Linked DNA regions of Homo sapiens: region 2 is linked to region 1. A link is a loop called in an ENCODE intact Hi-C map of the cell type or tissue named here. Cell type or tissue: heart right ventricle. All regions are shown on one strand.

Evidence for each region. A loop is a pair of places that touch in the nucleus more often than their neighbours do. Peaks named below come from ENCODE experiments on the same cell type or tissue, not always from the same donor. Only the 100,000 strongest peaks of a DNase experiment are listed, where the experiment ranks them.
Region 2: it touches region 1 in a loop (2.8-fold over the local background); 6 of 110 quality-filtered maps call a loop at or near these places.

Annotation. Positions count from the first base shown.
Region 1 is chr9:134,694,885-134,702,884 of GRCh38, reverse strand. It overlaps COL5A1 (collagen type V alpha 1 chain), which reads right to left. Exons shown (of 66, transcript NM_000093.5): 3 at 2,763-2,976; 4 at 1,552-1,714. Among named protein-coding and RNA genes, the nearest start is that of COL5A1-AS1, 46 kb to the right of the region's middle. RefSeq lists enhancers at 3,370-4,192, 4,193-5,017. In heart right ventricle, CTCF peaks have their summits at 3,987 and 4,191 (motif pointing left); a DNase peak (open chromatin) is centred at 4,194; H3K27ac peaks cover 754 bases.
Region 2 is chr9:135,071,177-135,079,176 of GRCh38, reverse strand. It overlaps a transcript of OLFM1 not described here. Among named protein-coding and RNA genes, the nearest start is that of OLFM1, 12 kb to the left of the region's middle. In heart right ventricle, no CTCF peak of the experiment used is centred here; a DNase peak (open chromatin) is centred at 3,836; H3K4me3 peaks cover 1,645 bases; H3K27me3 peaks cover 2,894 bases.

The DNA.
Region 1 (8,000 bases):
TTGCCACAGCTCATGAAGCAGCCACATCTGTGATCCCATTTTACAGACGGAGACCCTAAGACAGAGAAATAGCAGAGCAGCTTGCCCGAGGCCCAAATCCAACAATCGACAGAGCCCAGGTGGGCTTGCCCTGAGGCCAGCACTCTGCTGAATGTCCAGTTCACAGTGACACTACGTGGTCCCCAGTATGATTTCCTAGAAAGGTGAGACTTTCAGAATTGCCCTCTTCTCACACGCTCAAAGCCCCAGGGTCAGTTCAACCGTGCCCGTCCCCACGAGCAGACATCGATATCTTTAACACAGAAATGAACTAGTACGTGTGATGTCTCCTTCGCGTGCCCTTGGCAGAACACCAAGATTGAGTCAACACGGTGTCTGGTTTGGTGACCCCGAGTCACCGAGAAGAAACATGGCCCTGGGGACCCCACCTCAGCCATGAAACGGGGGCAGCCGGATGCAGAACCGATGTGTAGACACAGCCAGGAGCTCACGGCAGCGCTCGGGGATTTAGGGAGGAGACACTGCCCTAACTTGTCCCATCTCTGCAGCCCTGGAGGAGGAAATCCCAGAGCCAGGATGGCCCTCGGAGGCCATTTAAGCCAGTGGCTTTCGAACAGGTTTTAGCCACAGAGACCCGGGTGCAAAACCAAATCTTCTGCAAAACCCAACTTACATAAACGACAAGGAAGCCCAGTGGAGGGGTCCTGGCTGCCGCCTAACCCAAGCCGCGGAGGCAACGGTCACTGCAGTGCCCTTGGGAAGGGCAGAGTCCAGGACCCTGTGCAGGCTGTCGCCCCAGCACCCCAGGAGGCAGGGCCCTGGAACCCCTACAGGCTCCTGGTGACTCCAACGCCCCCACCCGGGGCAGCTGGGGATCACTGGTCACCTGCAGAAGCTCTCAACCTGTTTCTTGGCAGTGGGACGGGGCATTCTCCTGCTCTCTCACGCAGAACCCCAACCTATGAAGGGCTCCATGGGCTGAAGTGAGGGTCCCAGAGCCCACTCAGCTCAGGCCCCGACTCCCAAGCCTCTGAGGCATTCCCCGGGAAAGCAAGGCCCCTGGCTGGACACAGCTAGACTGGAGTGAGGCCAGCCCGAGTTGGGTCGGCACAGGTCTCCCTGGTGCGTCCACACGGTGGCCCAGCTCTGCCCTTCAAGCTCACCCAGAGGACAGCTGCCCCTGTCCCAGGATGGCCTCGGATACAGACGGCAGGAGTGTGCAGGTTTCCAGGAGCCTCAGCACGAGGCTGGACAAAGGCCCTGTCCTTTCCGAGCCAGCACCCAGGAGACTCACGTACTGGGCCCTTGGGACAAGGGCGGCCACTGCCATCCCCACGCGGCCTACAGGCGGCAGCAGCTCTGGCCCCTCCATTTCCGAAAGCCACAAACATCTCTTAGGATGGCAGCAGAGGCTTCTGACCAACAGAGACGGTGACCACAGTGGACCGCCAGCCGGTCCCGGCCCGAGGAGCCTCCTCCAACAGCAGTCACAGTGGCTCCACAGGAGGAGTGCCCTGGTGGGCACAGGGGTTGGTCTGCCCTCCTGCTCACCTCAAACACCTCCTCATCCAGGATCCGGGTGCCAAACACGATGATGCCATTGATGTCGATCATGGGGTGGTCGCTGCGGTCGAGGAATTTGGTGGTCTTCTTTTTACAGTCGAGGATCAAGGTGACATTTTTCTTGTGGACGCTGAGAGCAATTCTGTGCCACCTGCAAAGAAACAGATGGTGAAGACAGGGCTTGGATCACAGATGCCAGCTCAAGCAATTTTGCTGCAAATTCCTCGAGACACAGGAAGAAGGCCCACTTCCTGCACGATCGTGGTGGGGCGGAGCAGATCAAGGCCCAGCCTCTGGAATCAGACAAGTTAGGGCAACACCCCGTGCCATGAGATCTACTCATTCCCCAGAACCCTCGTCCCTCAGACAAGGATGGCTGTCTGAACCCTGGAAGCCCAGCCGGGAGCCCAAGTGAAAGGGGGAAGGGGGAGCACACAGCACTCGGCACTGGCTCGGGACCCAGGAGTGTGGTCCCTGGGAGCGTGGTCCCTGCGGTGCGGTCACAGCCATCGGGAGAATGGCAGGGCGGCGGCCGTTGTATTTTGCTGTGTGCATGCGAGCACTTGTCACGTGCCCTCTGAACCCCGATGGCAAACTGCAGGCAGCCAGAGAAGACCGGGTGTGGACGGGAAATGGTGGAAGGAGTGGATCTGTCTGAAAGTCTTGGCGAAGAATTCAGAAATCATGTATTGAAGACGTTCGGAGATTATCAGGGCATGACCTCACACGTGCTGACCACGAAAGAGGAGACTGACAACCCCTGGTGTTGAGGTCTGCACCCAACAGAGCGTGCTGGCACGACCCGCTTTTTCTCATGCTCACTCCCACTCCTAACACACCTGTGTCCTTGAAGGATACCTGAAATCCTTTCTGGAAAAGGTTGGGTATAACCTCACAATTTCCTGTGTCCCTTCTGACACAAACAGGCGGGAATTTGATGTGCTTTAGTGCACTTTACAAAGGGATAATGGAGGGCCAGGGAGGAGAAGTGACTCCCCAGAGCCACAGAGGATGAATCAAGACCATAACCCAGGTTTCAGGACTCCAAGCCCAGCACCCTCTCCTCTGCTGCGGCGTCTGTGGGAGTCTCAGTACCGGCTGCTGCACGTCCTCTACTGTGCCCCACATCTGGTCAGTGGTATGAGCTGGCCTGATCCCCCCTCCAGCAGGGGGACAGTTGCCCAGAAGTGCCCACTTACTTGCCATCTGACAGGTTGATGCCCCGGAAGAGGGGGTAGTCTTCCGGGCCAGGCTTCCCCGTGTGGTCCTCGTAGAGGAAGACGGGAGAGCGGCCCAGCTCCAGCCCAATCTGCTGGATACCCTGCTCGTTGTAGATGGAGACCAGGAAGGCCTGGCTGCCTTTCTTGGCTTTCACAGTTGTTAGGATGGAGAAGTCCTCGGGAAATGCAGACGCTGGAACAGAGCACAGAGGTGAGAAGGCAGTCGGGGAGCCCCTGCAACCACACCCAGCCATGGCTCTCTGCAAACAAGCCAGCCCGGGACCCTGGGAAGCTGTGCTGCCCGTCGTGGGGCACTGCCATCTGCTGCACATCTGCCCCTTGATCAAACTGCTCCTGCAGCCCTTCCCTGCTCCCACTTGGCCAAACCTGCCCCCTTCAAGACTCAGTGCAAATGCAAACTCCTCCATGAAACACAACTGGTCCTTCCAGCTGGGAGCCCTCAACACCCTGCCCTCAGCTCCTGCGCCTAACACATCTGTGTGTTGACCCTCAGGAGAACCTCTCAGGCTGTGAGCTGCCTCTGGATGGAGGCTGCTTCTGAGGTGTCTTAGTACGCTCCATGAGGTCACACCACTCAGCATGCAAGGAAGGGAGGGAGGGAGGGGGAGGGAGGGAGAGAGACGGAGGGAGGAAGCAGAGAGAGGAAGGGAGAAGGGAAGCAACAGCCTCGAACCGCCACTAGAATTGTACTTTGTGACATTTCCTGGTTGATACGCAAAACAGAGAAAAAGTGGAAATTCATCAAAAGAATTTAATCCAAATTTAAAATTAGAAAAAAATATATCCCTAGTATGTTAACGGGAGGAATTACCTCTTACAACACATGCCAGGAGCAATTTGAGGTCATTAAAAGGCAGACCCAGGCTGGCCCGGCCACAAGCACCTAAGCCCACTCCACATATCTGCCCCTCATCCGTGGGCATGACCGGGAGCCCCAGCCCCTCCTGTCCATCGATCCTGGTGGCAAAGGCAGCGATGCTCTCACCCTGGGCCACCTGCAGTTCTGCCAAGAGCCTGGGGCTGATGGAGGGCCTGTGGCTAGTTGATGCCGGTGGGCCAGCCAAAAGTGCTGGGCCTAAGGCTGTGGGCTGCTCAGAACGGGCCAGAAGGAGCGGTGTCCCAGGAGGGTGTCAACAGGGACATGCCAAGGAAGGGGGGCCCAGGACCTGCTGCTGGAGCCGCCCCACAAGCAGCACCACTACGGAGGGCTGGGATCTGGTGGGTGGGCTTGAGCCATCGTGAATCCATTACCAGACCCACCCCTTCTTTAGAAGTGGGAACAAAGGCTAACCAGGTGGCCCAGAGGCCCCTGACCCCATGGGGCAGCAGAGTCTGGATCTGCGGCAGCAGCGCCTGCAAGGCGGCTATCCATGAGCACCCTCTGCTGGCGAAATTGTGGCAAGGCGGGCAGCAGCGTCACCACCTCTGCCCCTGGTCACTCCAGCACAGCTGCAGGTACAACACTGGGAGGAAGGGGACGCTGAAGGCCCCCTCGTCCCACAGCATCCTGAGGCTTCCAAGGGGGAGGAGAATGCTGCCTGTCACAGCCTCTGCATCCTCTGTAAGGTGCTGCAGGGAGATCTCCTGAGGTTCTGCAAAATGAGGGGCCACTACTCCAGGCAAACCCTCCAAGGCCCCCACAGGCCAACCCAGAGCCTGCGTGAGCGCTGGAAGCTGCCACAGCAGCAGGCTCATCCTGCAGTCACGAATCTCTCACTAAGGCACTGACAGGGAACAGGGCTGCCCAGCTGTGGCCGGGCACCCTGTGTTGACCAGCTCCAAGCCATGACTCAGCTGTTCCCACAGGAGACTGGGCCCCAGGTGGGCCTGGCCAAGGCACCTGCCCCCAAAGCTGGGGACAGCCCCAGGTGGGGGTGATGACAGTCAGTGTGGCCATCTGGGAAAGGCAGGTTTCACGGAGGAACTGGCTCAGGACTCCCATGTCTAGACACAAGCCATCAGCTTTGTTTTTTTGGGTTTTTTTGTGGGGTTTTTTTGAGATAGAGTCTCGTTCTGTCGCCCAGGTTGGAGTGCAGTGGTGAGATCTCGGCTCACTGCAACCTCCACCTCCCAGGTTCAAGTAATTCTCTTGCCTCAGCCTCCCAAGTAGCTGGGACTACAGGTCCACACCACCACGCCTGATTAATTTTTGTATTTTTGGTAGAGACGGGGTTTCACCATGTTGGTCAGGCTGGTCTCGAACTCCTGACCTCAGGTGATCCACCCGCCTTGGCCTCCCAAACTGCTGCGATTATGGCTTTGCATCATCCTTCCACATGAGGGGATGTGGGCGGGGGACTCTGGAGATGACAGCCTTAGCTGGTCCCACCTATGGCAAGGGAGTGGGACCTGCCATGCCCACCCACCGTAGGGACCCCATATGGCAAGGCTGCCAGCAGGACCATGGCAGCCCCACGTGATCCCTGGGAGTGCATGGGGCACTGAGGGCCAGGTGGGGTCTCACCTGAAGCACTCAGGTCCCCGTCCACACCCAGGGCAGATGGCACAGTCACCATCTGAGTCCACTCCCTCACTCTCATTGCAAAGGGCCACCTGGCTCCCGTCCCCACCCCACCGCCACCCTGAGTGCCAGAGTCATTCTTCCGTCTTAAAAGATCAAAGAACGAGTTGCGCACACTCATGTCTCCGGCACAAGGCACCGCTAGGCCCACGAACCCCCATCTCCGCAGCTCATTAAAATGCCGTTTCTCAAGTTTTGAAATCTCTATGGTAACAAATTTTCTCAGCTCAGATAAAACCCGAAAGGATAAATTATGTTTAACATTAATCTCTCTCCTGGCAAAATAACAATGGATTTATTGTCACTGTGAGATGGCCCATTCGAGTCATGACATGAGCTGGGACGCTGATACTTTATAATCTACGCTGTCCGGGCACTCTGGGAGGAGGGAATCGGCTGTCGAACACTTCATGTTTCATTTCTCCAAGAAAAGTCACAGTTGAGGGGTGGGCTCCGGACTCCCTCAGAGCTTTTCATTTTTTTTTTTTTAAGACAGAGTCTCACTCTGTTGCCCAGGCTGGAGTGCAGTGGCGTGATCTCAGCTCACTGCAAGCTCCGCCTCCCGGGTTCACGCCATTCTCCTGCCTCAGCCTCCCGAGTAGCTGGGACTACAGGCACCCGCCACCAAGCCTGGCTAATTTTTTTGTATTTTTAGTAGGGATGGGGTTTCACCGTGTTAGCCAGGATGGTCTCGATCTCCTGACCTCGTGATCCGCCTGCCTTGGCCTCCCAAAGTGCTGGGATTACAGGTGTGAGCCACCCCGCCCGGCCAGAGCTTTTCACTTTTACTTCTGCTGAAGTCCAAAGGCACTAGAGCATTTTAGGTATGCAGTAGGAGTACAATAAATGCATTTGTGTTGAAACTAAATCATACTGAGCCGACAGTTACTAAGCATACCGATTGCTCACTACAGTGGATCACGTGATCAATAAACAGTGACTGATCCCCTAATAAACAGTGATTGGTGCCAGGCGCTGGGGTGACACAGTCAAAGGACAGATATGGTCCCTGACCTCAGAAAGTGATACTCCCACGATACAAACAGAAATCATCAAACCAAACCAGTTAGTTAAATAATTGCAGGCTGGGCGAGGTGGTTCATGCCTGTAATCCCAGCACTTTGGGAGGCCAAGGCAGGAGGATCACTTGAGGTCAGGAGTTCCACACCAGCCTGGCCAACATGGTGAATCCCTGTCTCTGCCAAAAATATAAAAAAAATTAGCCGGGTGTGGTGGCACACACCTGTAATCCCAACTACTCGGGGGGCTGAGGCAGGAGAATCGCTTGAACCTGGGAGGCAGAGGTTGCCGTGAGCCAAGATTACACCACTGCACTCCAGCCTGGGCGACAGAGTGAGACTCTGTCTCAATAATAATAATAATAATAATTGCAAATAATGCAGGGGGCAGTGGGGCAGGGTGGCAGAAAGAGGTCAGAGGATAGGAAATGAATGCGGGGTGTGGCTAACTTTGGACAGGGGGCCAGGAACCTGGGGGGCGGCTGAGGTTTCAGCTGGACCCTGGCAGCCCAGGAGGGGCCGGGCTAAGGGGAGCATGGCAGGCCCAGGGCAGAGGCCCAGGATCCAGGGGCACCGAGGCAGCCCTGCAGAAGGAATTTCACCAGCCATCTTCAGTCCCGACCAGAAGGGCTCTCAGTCCCACATTGGGGTGGGACAGGTGAGGGGCTCCAGAGAGGAAGCTGCCATCTGGCAGCCCCTGCAGGGATAACTTGGTTCTGGAACCTTCTGGCCTGGACCCAAACTTACTGCATTTGTCATGGCCAGAAGTGAAGTTTACATTCCCTGGGCTGGACTAACCCATGGGGTCGAAGATAGAGTGAGGAAGAGACGGTCTCCAGTCTCACCAGGTAGATTCCCAGGTGGGAACCCCGCATCTTATTTCATGGGACCCCCCTCCTCTCAGCCATCAGGGAACCCCTATCCTGCTCTATGGGGGTACAGGGGAGTGGGGAGCATCTGCTCAGTGAGTAGAGGGTCTGCAAAGCCCCCAGGCTGAGGACACTACCCTCCCACCGCTGCCTCCATCTTCCCCTCACGTCAGCCTGCCCCTGCAGCTGGCACCCTGTTCGGCCGTCCCTGCCACCCTCGTCCAGCACTCAGCGCAATCCTGTGGAGGGTCCCAGGGCCCAGCGCAACTGGCTGCTCCCTTGCTCTCTGGCAGGAAGGTACTGGCGGGGGCAGCGAGGGGCAGCAGGACATTCTGCCTAAGGGAGGCTGATTCTGGAGCCCAGGCCCCAGGGTGCAGGAGAGCCACAGGCGAAGACAGGGTGTTGGCCAAGGGGCAGGGGGGTGTGGGCAGAGCCGTGGCCTCCACCCAACCCTGGGTGTCCTGAGTAGGAGGCAAATCTCAGAGGCCTGGTCTGAAGAGGGGTACGGAGGAAAAGGCACCTACAGAGGACAAAATAGAGAGGACCCCACCCACAGCACCAGAGCCGAGGAGGAGGATGCGTGCTGATCCAGGAAGTGGGCTCAGGTGGGGCTGGTCCCCAAGTCAGGTGACCAGGGGGGACACTGCCTCGCCTGGTCATCCTCAGAGGGGACAGCTCAGATCTGGGTCATTACAAACAAGCAGTGCTGGGTCAACAAGGCAGGGAGCACACCATCCCGGGCCCCCAGTGGGGACGTGGATCCCAGAGCTCGGGCCGCCTGGTGAGG
Region 2 (8,000 bases), 380 kb before region 1:
GAAACACATGATTATGGCAGAGCCTGGGGTCTTCCCTCAAAGCAAGCCGGCCCCAGGTGCCAAGCGGCAAGGGTTTGGACTCACTTAACATTGTAAGCCCAGAATTGACCGAGTTAAATCTAACCAGCTGGTACCCAGGAAATGCTTGTCTAAGGAGAGGATGAGTGAGCCAAGGAAAGAATGGGGTTGGGGGTCTGTAGCAGGAAGGGATTTTACTCAAGAATCATCTTGTTTAATCCTCCTTGTGAAACAAGGAAGGTCAGGCTCAGAGGGGTTAAAGGGCCTTTCTCAAGGTCACACAGCCAGTGTCTGGTGGGATCGGGGTGAGAATGAGGCCATCTGGGTTCAAGGTTGTTGCTACAAAGCTTCCCAGCCCCTTTTACCCTATCACGTACAAAAAACATTCTTCACTCTGAAGGGAAGCCTGGGGGGTGTGGCGGTGGGCCTGGAGCCCAGGGAGTCCCTGCCCTGCCCCACCTTCCCCAAGGCCCAGAGATCAATGCCTCTGGACCCTGCCCCGGAAGCTCAGTACCATGCCACTTTACCCTGCTTCTCTAAGAGCATGAAATACCAGTCTTTTGTTGAAAATCACAGAGCAAGACCATGTGAAATGTCTTTCTGTCTGAGGACAAAGTTCACCTGGCCCCACAGCCTTGCGTGTCGTAGGCCATCCATCAACGGTTGGTGTTTGATTGAGTGTCTCATCGTAAGTAAGCTGTCGGGAGAACAGATGGCCCCGCCATGTGCTCCACTCCCCCTGCCTGTCCGCCTGAATCCTCCAGGCAGCATTTCTTAAGTGCAGGTAGGATCCAGGCGTTTCTGACATCTTCTTATGTCGACGTATGCTCATTTAGAAACACAGTGGCCCTAGAATCGCATGTCCATCCCTTGGAAGGAGCTAAAAGCAAGGATGTGGCTGTTGGAGCAATTTACCTACAGTGGAAGCGGGAGGCAGACACCAGGCAGCTCCAGCACCCTATCCTGAAGCCCAGACATGCTTCTTCACTCACTCACAAATATGAGCAGCATTGCTCAGGGAACCCGCAACGCATAACTTTGGAATCAAGAAAGTAAGATGCTTGGGGATGGATGTCCCCCAGTAGCTCTTGGAATCAGAGCAGGCTGGTCCTGCCCCCACACCCATTCCCGACCCCAGATGCCATCTTAGAGGTCAAAGATGAAAGTCACCTGGCATAACCCCAGTGGGGCCCACCCAGGTGGGGACTAGGGTAGCCAGGCTCTCGGGTGCTGGTGCTGAGCCAGCCACTCTCTGCCCCCTTCAGAGACTCAGAAACGTTGACGTGATTTCACCTGCTGAGGCTTTTTTCCAAAATCCCAACACATTAGGATAACTGGCCTCCAATGCAAGATTCCGAAAGCACAATTATCAGAAGCCAGCCTGGGGAAGGTGGAGCTGTACCATGAGGGTGGGAGGTGCCTCCTGGCTGAGTCAAGGGACACATTCCCCTGAGACAGCCTGTGGTTCAGCTTCAGAGAGAGGAACATGCCAGGCCAGCAAAGAAAACAGCAGCATTTCCCTTCCTGACCCGCGGAGGCTGTGGGCTGGCGGAGCTGACCAGGGTCCTGAAGGTGGCTGGCTGGGCCCTGACTCTAAGGTGTGAGGATGCAGGGGTGTGACCAGGGGCTGGCTGGGGTTCGGATGTCCAGCACCCTTCGTGTGGATGGACAAATACTTTCACCACTGAGACAAGGCTTCTAATTGAAGTTGAACCAAAAGTTTCTCCCCAGAACAGGGAATCTTTAAAAAGACACAAAGAGGAGAACTTAGGGAGGAAAAGCATCTTTTGGCCTGGGCATGGAGGCTTCAGGGTGCCATTAAGGCTTGGAGGGCCCTTGGGTGCGGCCATGTCCAGGACCACCCAGAATCAGCCATCTCTTTGCCAAGGTGTCTCAATAAGACACAGGCATAGCCCTTTGTGGGGCAGCTTGCCACTAATCAGGACCTGGTTGGCTCTTCTCTGCAGGTATCTGCTCCCCTGTGTGTGCATGTGTGTGTGTGTGTGTGCACATGAATGAATGCATCTGTCCAGCAACAGTGCACAACCACCACCCTCCACCAGGCCTTCCTGGGGCCAAGAAAACCTCTCCTAGAGGCCATGCAGAACCTCTCCAGGAGGGACTGGCTGATCGTCTGGGCAGCACCAGGAGAAGGGCTCTGAGGGTAAGCGGGACGACATAACCCCACTGCTGGATTGGGATTTGGACTGCACATCCTGGGCAGAGCCAGGGAGCCAGCGTGGGCTTCCAGGCAAAACAAGGGAAGCTCGTTCAGTGTCTTCTCTCCTGTGGTCTTCCTCTCGCTCTCTGGCCCTCCCATCTTCTCTGCTTTGTTTTCTCTTTTATTCTGAGGGAGATGGAGGAAGGGAGGAAGGAAAGAAGGGTCAGGGGCAGCTGGGGCTTGGGGCCAAGGTACTGGCTGCCCATCACTTCCTGGACTTGCAACTCCAAAGGGCCAGAGTCTCCCAGTTCAGAGCGTGGCACAGTGGCATCATTGAAAGGGCATTTTAATGTCACTCCCAAGCAGCCCGGCTCCCTCGGCTGGCAGGCTCTTCCGAGCACCATAGTGCCAAAGCAACCCTCCCAGTTCGGCGCTCACAGACAGCCCTTCTCCTCCCCCAAGACCTGCCAGCTCCAATATGCATCTTTAAAATGGAGAATACCAAGCAGAGACCTTTCTCTATTGATACATTGTTCAGGGTACGACAAGCCCGTTTGAAATGCCCACGATCCCCACACCAGCACGCCACAGGGCTCCTCACTCACCTCCTGCCGGGCATGTGGCCACAGCCCCCCAAGCCCTGCATATTAAGCCAGCAATGCACACAGCTGGCCGGCACGCTGGCTGCCCTTCCAGGTCTCAGCGGCACAATCCCCACCGCCTGTTTCTGGAGCCCCCAAGGGCAGCGTTATGCCCAAAGGGAGGATGAGCCACTCAGGGGTGTGTGTTGGGGGTAGGACTAAGGTCCCGCCACCTCTGAAAATGCCTGGGGTCTTGGCTATCCGGCTCTCACTCTTCCCCCTCCAGATGACAATAGCAGCCAAAGACCCCCTCGTGCTGCCCTTTGAACTTCTCAGCAGGGAGTCGGGGGCAGCGGAGTCCTAGGAAAAAGGGGGCAGCTGTCAGCTCTGCTGAGCCGGGGCTGGAGGAGCGCCGTCTCCGGTCAGCCTGCACCCCTCCCTCCCACCCAGGTCCAGCCTAGCGCCCTGGCCCCCTCCCCAACCCCGGCACTTCGGGCGCCCAGGCCGGGGGCGCGGGGCGGCGCGGAGCCAGAGCCGTTCCCGGACTTTGTGGGGCTCCCGAGGGGCCGGGCCGGGCGCCTGGCAGGGAGGAAAATGGCGTTGGATGCACGTACTTGAGTGAGTTCAGTGCCCATCAGGATGAGGAAGAGGAGGCTGAGGAGCTTCCGGGCCGGGTGCATGTCTCGCTGCCACCTCCAACGACCTGGCATGCAGGGCCCTGGGTGCTGGCCGGCCGGCGGCTGCGTGGACGCGGACGCGCTCCGGCTCTGGCCCCGGCTCCGCTGGCTCCGGCGGCGGCGCCTGGCTCGTGTCCCCACGCCTGGATTCAGCACCCGGAGCGGGCGGCGCGCGGGCTCTGCTGCGCGAAGCCTCCGCTCTGCATATTTATCGCGTCCCGGTTCCGGCGCGTCTGCCTCCGGGCAGGGCTGGGCAGGGCTGGGCTGGGCGGGAGCTGCGCCCTCCTCTCTCCTCGCCTCCTAATGGCTCCCCCGCGCGCCTGGCATTGGCGGAGAGAGGCGCGCCCTGCGGAGCACGAACGCGCGCTGGGCTGCGGTGGGTGCCAAAAGTTTGCTCGGAAGGGGCGGGGGCGGGGGTGGCGCAGAGGGACCCGCGCGCCTCGCTCTCTCCCGGGGAGGAGGGCGGCGGCCGGCGGGGAAGCAGGCTGGGACAGGATGTGACATCAAAAAGGCGGGGGAAATTGAACTGGGATAGAGAACTCCATCCTGGCCGGCCTGAGCCCTCGCGGGCTCCAGGTCCCGGGAATGGGGACAGAGGGGTTGCCCGCGCTGGGGACCTGGGCCCCTGGACAGGGAGTGGGCCGAAGATTGGGGGGGGGGAATGACAGCTGGGAGTGGGAGGGATGGGATGTTAAGTCTTGATGTCTATGGAGTGACAGGAGATAAAAGCTGAATGGGTCCTTAAAATTCACCCTTCAATGAGGTAAACTGAGGCTGGGTCAGGAAGGATGTTTCCAGGAGGAGGGGTCAGGGAGGAAGCCAGGGTTAGAACCCTGGTCACCTGGCACGCAGCCCTGATGAGTGGGGAGGTCAGCAAAGGGGTGGAAGCAGGAACAAGCATTGGGTGCTGGGCTCCTGTCCCCAGACAGGGCATGTGGACGAGAGTCTGTCTGTGTGCTCCTGGGGGTGGATACGACGTGCCTGTAAGGGGCCCTGTCATCGTGTGTTAGGTTGTGACACAGCTCTGCCCTCCCCAGGTGCCTTTTCTGAACCAGGAACCTAAGAGAGGAGCTCTCCCACCAGGGCCGGGGACTTCCAGAACCCCCTTGGCTCTGCCCGTCCTGGTGCCCTCCTTCCCTGGCCCTGGTGGGAGAGCTCCTCTTAGGTTCCTGGTTCAGAAAAGGCACCTGGGGAGGGCAGAGCTGTGTCACAACCTAACACACGATGACAGGGCCTCTTATAGGCACGTGCCAGGACCACAGGGCCCCTTACAGGCAGGTGCGTATCCACCCCCAGGACTCCCTTGGCTCCGCCCTTCCTGGTGCCCTCCTCCCCTTTCCTCCCTCTCTATGTCCCCTCTCCCTCCACCCTCCTTTAATGTGTACTCAGACCCGTTGACTAAAGGAGCTGTCTTGGGGCCCACGTTTTCCATTTAAATTCCTGATTTTGTGGAAGAGTCCCAAGCACCTGTATTTTCTGAGAAGCTAAGGTTGCAGTAGGTATCTAGAAGCCTCTCTCTGTTCTCTATTGTTTAGTCTTTAGTCTATGGAAAATAAACTCCCTAAAGAGAATCTCTGACAAGAAGAGACTCCAGACTCAATAATTGCAGAGAGCAGCACTGCCCAGGATGATGTGGCCCGGCCCCCTGTGTCACAGATGAGGCCGCTGGAGTTCAGGGGAGTCACGTACCGGGGTCACCCAGGGATATCCAGAACAAGGACAATGCCACCTCCTGCCCCTGTCACCATGCTGCTGGCATCTGGGAGGCATCCCCTGGGCATTGGGTGCAGGAGCTGGGCACATGTGCTGAAGAAGAGAAGATGGGAAGGGGCCCTCCGACACGGCCGTTGCACCCTGAGGGCCTTTGCTGTGGGGACTCTGTTCTCTGAGTGCTGGGGACAGAGCTCCCTCCAGGGAAGCCAGAGGGCCCGCCTGTTGGTCTGGGTGGGCTTCCCAGCCTCAGACGAGTTTAAGCAGTGGCATTCCTGGTGATATGCCACGGCCCCTGAGGCAGGGTGGCCCCCAAGACTCTGTGAGGAGATGGTGCTGGGAAGAAATTGGGGGGGGGGTGCAGCTGTGGAGGCTTCTTTTCTCTCTGCCCCCCTCATGTTACTACCCCCAGTGTCTTTGTTGTCCTAGAATGGAGGAAAGCTGTTTGTAAGCCCCTTGGGGATCGTTGAGAGAGGCAGCCAGGGGCCGGAGTGGACCCTGTGTTTGGAGCTGAAGGGATCTCCGGGTAGTGGCTGTCTGAGCCTCAGTCCCCACATCTGTCGAATGGGAATGAATGGTCCATATACTGCAGGTCTCGGGGCTACTGAGGAGATCCAGTGCAGGAATAAACACACTCTATATGCTTAAGAACTCTACGTGCATGGGGCACGCGCAGCACCCCAGGCCTCGACCCAAGTTTCTCCTTCAGCCTTCACATTGATGCTCCAAGTGGCCGCTAATAAATGTCTGGGCTCTGGGAGACCTGTGACATGGCCATAGAGCTGGAGTGCGACCCCCGTCTTTGGGGTTTTGTTCCTGTGGGCTGGGGAGGAAGGCTGCATTGATTTCCTTGAGTGGACTGAGGCCTCAGATCCAATTTTAGCAAGGATGGTTTTTATTTTTAAAGTTACACACCAGGTGACCCAGCAATTCCACTTCTGAGTACACACCCAAGGGAAGAGAAAGCAGGGACTGGAGCGGATATGTACACGCCTACGTTCATGGCAGCATTATTCATAACAGCCAAAAAGTGGGAACAGACAGGGCGTGGTGTCTCACGCTTGTAATCCCAGCACTTTGGGAGGCCGAGGCGGGTGGATCACCTGAGGTCAGTACTTTGAGACCAGCCAGGCCAACATGGTGAAACCCAGTATCTACTAAAAATACGAAAATTAGCCAGGTGTGGTGATGGGCACCTGTAGTCCCGCCTAGTCAGGAGGCTGAGGCAGGAGAATCGCTTGAACCAGGGAGGCGGAGGTTGCAGTGAGCCGAGATCACGCCATTGCACTCCAGCCTGGGGGACAGAACGAGACACCATCTTAATAAAACAAATAAGCAAACAAACAAAAAAGTGGGAACAACCCCTGTGTCCATCAACAGATGCATCAACAGACAGATGTGCTCCATCCAATGAACTGTTACCAGCGATGAAGAGAAGGGAAATTCCAACACATGCTACAACACAGATGAAGCTTGAAGACATTATCCTCAGCAAAATAAGCCGGTCACTGACGGACAAGTACTGCAGGATTCTGCTTTTATGGGGTCCCTAGAGTAGTCACATTCACAGAGCTGGGAAGTAGATTAGTGGTTACCAGGGGCTAAGGGGAAGGAGGTTGGGACATGATTGGTGAGTGGGTACAAGTTTAAGCCTGGAATAATGACAAAGTTTTGGAAGTCGACAGTGGTGACGGTGGCACAATATGGTGAATGTCATCAGTGCCACAAACTTGTGCACTTCATGGGTAAAATGGTAAATTTTATGTTATGCATATGTAACCACAGTTTTAAAAATATAGTAATATAATATACCAAAACCATTGAATTGTACACCTTAAGTGAGTGAATTGTATGGTATGTAAAACATATATATATATATATTTTTTTTTTTTTTTTTTTTTTTGAGACGGAGTCTCGCTCTGTCGCCCAGGCTGGAGTGCAGTGGATCGATCTCAGCTCACTGCAAGCTCCGCCTCCCAGGTTCATGCCATTCTCCAGCCTCAGCCCCCCGAGTAGTTGGGACTACAGGCGCCCGCCACCACGCCCAGCTAATTTTTTGTATTTTTAGTAGAGACGGGGTTTCGCCATGTTAGCCAGGATGGTCTCGATCTCCTGACCTCGTGATCCGCCCGCCTCGGCCTCCCAAAGTGCTGGGATTACAGGCATGAGCCACCACCTGTAAACTATATCTTAATAAAGCTGTTTTTTTTTTAAAAAAAAATACAGACTTATTATTGTATTTCTTTAAAAAGATAAAATACAAAGAAGAATGTAAAAGTAACGAAAGCCCCCTACCCAGAATAGCCAGTGTTGACCATGGGGCTGCTCTGCAGGCATTCCTCTGTGCACGTGATCAGGAAATGCAAAATGTGCAAACGTAAGAGGGTGGCCTCTAAGACCAAATGGCCTGGGTGCCAAGCCAGAGCCCCCCTCTTGGGAGCTGTTGAGGCCCTGGGCCAGTCACCCTCTCCGGGCCCCATTTATCTCCCTGGGGGTGGATTGATGATGGCAGCCCCACCTCAGTGCCCAGCTGAGTGGCGTCAGGGAGCCACAGCCGTGCCAAATATTTAGAACTGTGCCTGGCACGTGGCAATGGCTAGAAAGAAATAGGAAGGATGGGCAAATGCTGGTGTAAAAGATGACATCATCCTTCCCAGGCTTTGCAGCCCAGAAATATTAGATTGAACTGCAACGTAAAGAAGGAAGGGGAACAAAGTCAAGCCGAAGATGCTGCTGACTTCAAGCGCGTTTATCTTCACCATGCGAGGCATTGTTTCCTAGAAGAACCTTCTAAGATTGAGAAGGAAAAGTCTATGAAGACCGTTAACTGTTTGGAATTAGACATTCTCTATC